Linked DNA regions of Homo sapiens: region 1 is linked to region 2. The links are chromatin contacts, found by Hi-C or POLR2A ChIA-PET in ENCODE. All regions are on one chromosome and are shown on one strand. The core of a region is the stretch at or near the end of the contact, and the rest is flanking DNA. Distances in the headings are between cores, read along the strand shown.

Region 1 (3,213 bases), core at 222-2,721, 170 kb after region 2:
GAGGCACTTGGAAGCACAAAAAAATGGGCGGGTTGGGGGGGGGGCGGTGGTCACAGAGTAGCAACTGGAGGAAAGGCACCTCTGCAACTGTTTGAAGTTAAAGATTTAGGTGACAGATTTACGGGTATCAGATTTCAGCCTGGAGAAACAAAAACAAACAAAAAAAAACACGGAGGACCCAGAAACAAATGATTCTAACTTGCTCAGAAAGTCATATGTGAACGCAACAATAAACTGCTGATTTTCTACAGTTTTCACTACATACACACAGACAGACACGCACACACGTGTGCATATACACAGGCATTGGTGGTTTCCTTTCCTCCACACTCCATTAATATCCGGCTTGTGACCTTGTCCTGTTGATATGGTGAAACTGGGATAAATTCAGATTCACACTCTTAGCTGCTCCAAAGTGGCCTCATCAATGAGTGCTCTTCTGTAAACTCAGGGAAGGAAGTGAATGATGTGTCTGCATGTACGGCCAACAGAAATCTCAGCTGTCTGGTCTGGCATGAAAAGTCCCCTGCTTTATCGGGGTGGGAGGCCACCCCCAGGGCTGGGCAGCTTGCCTCCAGCTAGGGTTGTTTTTGTTTTGGTTGCAAAGTCACCAAGACCTCCAGAGAAACAAAGCACTGAGTTTTGTTTTTTGTTTTTTGTTTTTTTTGTCTTGTTTTGTTCTAATGAGTCAAACTTACCAGGGGACACAAAGCTGAAGTCTGCCCACAATATTTTTATGCTTTCCCCACATGAAGCAAAGTTCTAGCCAACAGCTCCCTTCCTTTTCCCACATGAGCTAATATTCTGTAGCTCCCTAGCCATGACTCTGTTTATAGCCTTGGGCTTCAAGACCAGTGAGGAGAATTGTGCTCATTATAAGACATGCCTTCCCATCAAATGTCACTTTTTTGTTTGTTGTTTTTAGGAAGATTATTTAGAAAATGAGGTAAAGAGAACCGCCCTTTTTTTTCTCTGGTGGAGAACAAACATCTGGACTTTCCCTACCTCTGATTTCAGTTTCATGACAACACTGAGCATGTGACCTGGATCTATTTCAGGGGAAACTGCAAGAACCCAGGGTTTCACCCAAAAATGAGAAGCCCATTTATTTCTGTTTTCCTGTTTCTCATGGCCACAGAGTGCACTGAGCCCTGCTGTTAGTGGCTCACTAGAATGAGGAGGTCAGACCAGGAGGAACTGGAGAAATAAGGTCCTCTCTGCACAAGGGCGTGAGTCATTTCTAAGAGGGTGTCCTGGAGAACCAAGCTTGAAGTTTGCATGTTTTTCCCCATATGACAGCAATCTTGAAAACCTTTCAAAAGGTCAGTGGAACTGACTTTGAGGGGCCCTCTGCATGACTGTGTATGAGGTCTGGAAGGAAGGAGGTCAGGGGGAAGCTGTGACACAGCTTCTGGCTAGGGCTGTGGCAAACAGGGTGCCATTAGGAGTGCAGCGCGAGTGGCTGCCAGCCCGTTCACAACACCACATGTGCGGTGCTCTCAGCCCAAGGGGCCCTCTGGGAGCTGACAGGAACACTGAGTTCATCCATCCAGGCCCATCCAGGGAGGTTCCTGAGACTCACTCCACCTGGGGGTGGGGGCTATTTTAGCTGTTACTGCATGGACTAAATACAAGAACCCTCAGCACTTTGGACCTGCTGCTTTCTCACTCAAACATTTCCACAGAAAAGTGACAGTAAGCTTGTTACTGAATCTAATTACAAGCCCAGTGTTCCCAGTGCGCAGGGCTCATGTGATACATAGTAAGTTCTACTACATGACCAGCCAAATCCTTTCACTTATTTCCTGTTACAGATGCTTGAATGCAGAGGTAGGAGCAATGGGAAACAGCAAAGGGGGTGGGGATGTTTTGAATGGTCCAGAGCAAGATGAAATCTCTCCAAATCTTATGATCCAGCTGCTATTGGCCTTTTTTTCTTACAAAATTAATCTAGACTGGCCACAGTTCTGTGGAGGATGCTTTAGAATAGGGCAGCCATGTCCTACCAGAGCCATTATCTTTCCTTTGGTGAAATAAGGACGGCCATCATGTTTTCCCCTGGGGTTTTCTCAGGCTGAGTTTCAAGATCTCCCAAACTGTTATACTCTAAATTAGCCTCGAGGTGCTCAGTTCCTGAACTCCTGTTTTCTAAAGTCCTTAATCAAAGCTAGAGTCAAATAGCAAATTTTCAAAGAGAACTCACTGAGACCACATGCTCCCAACTGACATAATGGCCAATTCTAAGATCATCTCAAAGGTCTTCTGGAGCTCATTAAAGTGGGTGCCAAATCTCCAATGAAGCTTATTGAAAACTCTTCCCAAAATGTCCAGAACTTTCCAGGTCATGGCTTTGTGTCCCTTGAGCAGGGACCTAGAATGGACATCAATGCTATAAATGCCTTATCAGGCTGTGGCCACCCTTAAAGAGAAAGAAACCACAAAAGGCCACAGTGGCACCCCATTGACCCCACACAGCACCACATTTTGCCAGCCTTATTAAATCTGATTTGGTAGATGGAATCATTTAGAAGATCCTATGGAATGTGAAGTCTGCTGCAGACTGCTGCAGGATTAAGTGCAATGATGAGTCAGATTCAAAGCTGACTGGAAAAAAAAGAATAGGGTTTCATGGACAACATACACAGGTGGTCAGTAAAGCTGCCTGTTGCATGCTGCATCTCTCTCATTCCCTCATCCACCCAACAAACACCTATCAGGTTCCTGCATGTGCCAGCCACTGTGCTCAGCACTGGGCATTCAATGCTGAACGACATAGTTATTGACTCCCAAGGTCAAATAATATATTGGTAACACATTTCTGCCCCTATCATAACTCTCCTTTCCCCACCTTGCCTGCCCAGGTCATGCTGACCTGGATAAAGAGCCAGACCTAGAGACAAAATCATCCCGACAGCTGCACAACAGGGATGATATGGCAACCTCAATTCTTGTCTGTAAATTTGTTGATACTCTTCCCATCCAGAGGTTATGGTCTCTATCCCCTCCCATTGGGTCTGGGCTGGTCTTAGGAATGCATTTCTAAGCAATAGAAAGCCACGGAAGTGATGCTGTAGAACTTGCAAGATTAGGTCAGAAAAGGTGATATAGCCTCTACCTTGCTTGCTGGGACACTTGCTTTTGGAACCTTAAGCCATCACATAAGAAATCCAACTACCCAGCAGCCACCATGCTGGCAGGCAGCTCAGGCCACAT
Region 2 (3,646 bases), core at 1,081-3,580:
TATGGTTATTTTGTACACATTTAAATCTCTAATCCATCTGTAATTTACTTGGGGGCTCAGAGTAAGATGAGTAATTTACTTTTATGGAGTTTCTTCCCTCCATAAATGCCTAGCCAGATTTTCCTAATGACATCTTTTCTGCAGAGATTTAAGATACTTTTATTATGAAGTAACCTCTGACACTGTACTTCTAGGATCTGTTAGTGGTTATTAACTCTCATTATCATTGTCATGTTTAGCTATGTGTTACTGGAAGCCTGATAATGGAATGACGGCTGTTTTACTAGGTCTGAGAGATAGGGAAGGAAACCCAAGTTTTTCCTACTGTCTCCTCTCACTTGACACAACACTTCTGACACCATATGTAATCCCAGGCCCCAGGCTGTTCCCTCACATACCAAGCAGTTTTCCCTGGACACCAGCTCGGTGTGCTGTGAAGTCAATTCCATTCTGACACCATCTACCTGGAGTTAGCGTGAGCTCCCACAGGTTGAGGGCTTAGTCCCACAAGACTGCCCTGACTTGAGATGCCAGTCACAAGTAGGGTGTCACCTATACATCTGACTGATGGGCCACAAATTGGGGGTTCCCATGAACCCCTCCTGAAGATTGATTAATTTGCTAGAGTGAGTTTCAGTTTCCCTGAGTTTCCCCTATTTGTTATAAAGGATATTACAGGCAAAGCGCGGTGGCTCATTAATCCCAGCACTTTGGGAGGCCAAGGCGGGCGGATCACCTGAGGTTGGAAGTTTGAGACCAGCCTGACCAACATGGAGAAACCCCGTCTCTACTAAAAATACAGTTAGCCGGGTGTGGTGGTGCATGCCTATAATCCTAGCTACTCAGGAGGCTGAGGCAGAAGAATCACTTGAACCTGGGAGGTAGAGGTTGCAATGAGCCAAGACCACATCATTGCACTCCAGCCTGGGCAACAAGAGCGAAACTCAGTCTCAAAAAAAAAAAAAAGCTGGGGGCAGGGGGGTGGATATTACAGAGGATACAGATGAACCGCCAGATGGAAGAGATGCATAGGGCAAGGGATGTGGGAAGGTCCACGGACCTTTCATGCCCTCTCTGGACTCACTACCATCCGGGAACCACCAAGTGTTCAGCTGTGTGGAAGCTGTCTGAACCCACCCAGCCCTTTGGTTGTTGTCGTTATTGTTGTTTTTGAGAAACAAGGTCTTGCTCTGTCCCCCATGCTGGAGAACAGTGGTGCAGTCTTGGCTCACTGCAGGCCCAACCTCCTGGCCTCAAGTGATCCTCCCTTCTCAGCCACCCTTAGTGCTGGGATCACAGGAGCCAGCCACCACACCCAGCCACAGTGGGGTTTTTATGGAGGCTTCATCACAGAGGCATGATCATCATTGGCCCTTGGTGATCAACTCAACCTTCATCTCCTCTCCCCTCCCAGGAGTTTTGAGGATGGAGATGAAATTCCCAACCTTCTAATCCTGTCTGGTTTTCTGGTGACCAGCTTCCATCCAGAAGCTACCTAGGGGCAGCCAGCTAACAGTCATCTCATTAGCATATAAAAGATACTTTGATCACTTCAGAGGCTATTCCAAGGGTTGCAGGAGCTTCTTGCCAGGAGACAGGACAAAAACCAAATATATATTTCACAATATCAAACCAGGTGACATTACTCCAGATAAAATTGACTCTGGATTGGTAAACAAACTGCATCTGGACTGGAGGACTGAGTAAACTATGACTGGCTGGTAGGAAGCCATGGATTGGGGTTTTCTGAGCACATTGCCACTCAGTGATAAGTAACTGGGCCCATCTTTTGCTGGGATCCTCGAAGCCATGCCACTGGGACCATTACAAGAGATACTGGTCTATGGAACAGGTTAGGGCTTCCAAGCAACATCATCCTAGCACTCAGCAGTGTGGTTTTGTTCCCCAGCACCGGAGCTATCACGAGGGAGGGGCAGATTGGGCTAACAGCTCCTGGATTGCTCTGAGAAGCCCTCCTGCTGGAGAAGCCTGCCTGTCCCCACCCTCTGGCACGCTGGCTTTCCTGCCCCTCTCCTGCACAGCTGGGTAAACTGGTGCCACTGTGGCTGATTTGGGCCTTATGGGTGCAGCGAGTGGCTTGAATTGAAGGCCACCAAGTGTGGGCGTGACAGGATGGGATCTGGAGCAGAAACAGGCGGGTTATTAGTCTTTGCAAGGAATTGGGGCGCTTGTAGAAGTGAGTTCTTGTTTGGTGGTGACAAGGCCAAGCACAGACCTTTCCCCTTTTGCTTCAGTCAGCTGCCCAGGCCACAAACCTCTGGCTTCCTGTTCTTTGTTTCATGATTGATTAGCTATGTTTAGAACTGTTTGTTGTAGCTCTGTGTCCCCTGTGAAGGCTGCTCTGTCAGCCCCAGGCAGGATTGACTTCCTCCTTTGTGGACCACCCGGACCCCTTCCTACATCTGTCACTGTCCCTGTGAGGCAGGCTTCCTCCCTGCCTCTGTTTCATCTATGAGTGTCTTGAGTGTCTTAAGTGTCACTTTTCTCCCTCCACTAAACTGAAGCTCCTTGAGTTCAAGAGGTGTGGTTTTGTATCAATCTTTACTTCACAGGACTTACCAGCCCGGCCTCTGTTCAGTAAACATGTGTTGAATGAATGAATTTCCAGGGTAAAATATTTCTCATACCCTATCTGTTTCTCCTATAAAGTTCAAAATGATTTTAGTCATATAGATACTCTATGTAATATACTATGCCAAACTGACTAGTGACTGGCATAAGAACAATTATATGAGAAAGGCCAGGCCGGGCGCGATGGCTCACGCCTGTAATCCCAGCACTTTGGAAGGCTAAGGCGGGCAGATCACAAGGTCAGGAGTTCGAGACCAGCCTGGCCAATATGGTGAAACTCCGTCTGTACTAACAATACAAAAATTAGCCGGGCGTGGTGGCGGGCTCCTGTAGTCCCAGCTACTCGGGAGGCTGAGGCAGGAGAATCGCTTGAACCCGGGAGGCAGAGGTTGCAATGAGCCAAGATTATGCCACTGCACTCCAGCCTGGGCGACAGAGCAAGACTCGGTCTCAAAAAAAAAAAAAGAAAGAAAGGCCATTGTGGGTGTGGGAACCAGACCGTGTGGATTCGACTCCCCTCATTCCTGGCTGTGTGACCTGGGTTAGTTACTTAGGCTCTGTGCACCTCACGCTCTTCATCTGTCAAGTTTCTCCTAGAGGGCACAGAGTAAGCCCTCCGTGTGCGTGAGATGCCATGTCCCAGTGCCCCAGGCTGGTCCTGGGGTGCTAAAGAGGAATGTGCCATTACAGGAATCATTGACCTTCAAGGACGTGTTTGTGGACTTCACCCTGGAGGAGTGGCAGCAACTGGACTCTGCCCAGAAGAACCTCTACAGGGATGTCATGCTTGAGAACTACAGCCACCTGGTGTCCGTGGGTGAGGGACCGTGCCACAGGGTGATGCAGAATGCCTCCAGTACTGTGTTTCTTTCTCAGCTGCTCCAAGCTCTGGGGCCTAGGAACAATGAGTGTGGGTTACCACCCTCAGTGAGTTTGGGTTACTGCCCACTGTGTAGTATTCGTAGTCTCCTTTGGACACTGGAGAGCATATTGGTGCCCTTGCTTGCTATGTGAATGTTCTGTACTGAGGGGCAGATAGCTGTGTGCATGGGGC

What was found. A loop is a pair of places that touch in the nucleus more often than their neighbours do. ChIA-PET counts read pairs that join two places held with the same protein, here RNA polymerase II (POLR2A). Pooled maps may share reads with other maps.
Region 1: a pooled map shows a loop between it and region 2 (4-fold over the local background). The contact joins two enhancer-like sites. A Hi-C loop is called at or near these places in 2 of 37 single-sample maps with no recorded cell type and 4 of 50 pooled maps. POLR2A ChIA-PET finds 5 or more read pairs at or near these places in 1 of 52 experiments (activated T-cell).

Annotation. Positions count from the first base shown.
Region 1 is chrX:46,627,745-46,630,957 of GRCh38, forward strand. All of the region lies in intron 14 of SLC9A7 (solute carrier family 9 member A7), which reads right to left. Among named protein-coding and RNA genes, the nearest start is that of CHST7, 56 kb to the left of the region's middle. Within about 2 kb of position 1,472, at least 17 of the 41 ENCODE cell types and tissues checked have a DNase peak (open chromatin) inside an H3K27ac peak, as active enhancers do.
Region 2 is chrX:46,459,466-46,463,111 of GRCh38, forward strand. It overlaps KRABD4 (KRAB domain containing 4), which reads left to right. Exons shown (of 6, transcript NM_001129898.2): 4 at 3,283-3,409. Among named protein-coding and RNA genes, the nearest start is that of KRABD4, 14 kb to the left of the region's middle. Within about 2 kb of position 2,331, at least 2 of the 41 ENCODE cell types and tissues checked have a DNase peak (open chromatin) inside an H3K27ac peak, as active enhancers do.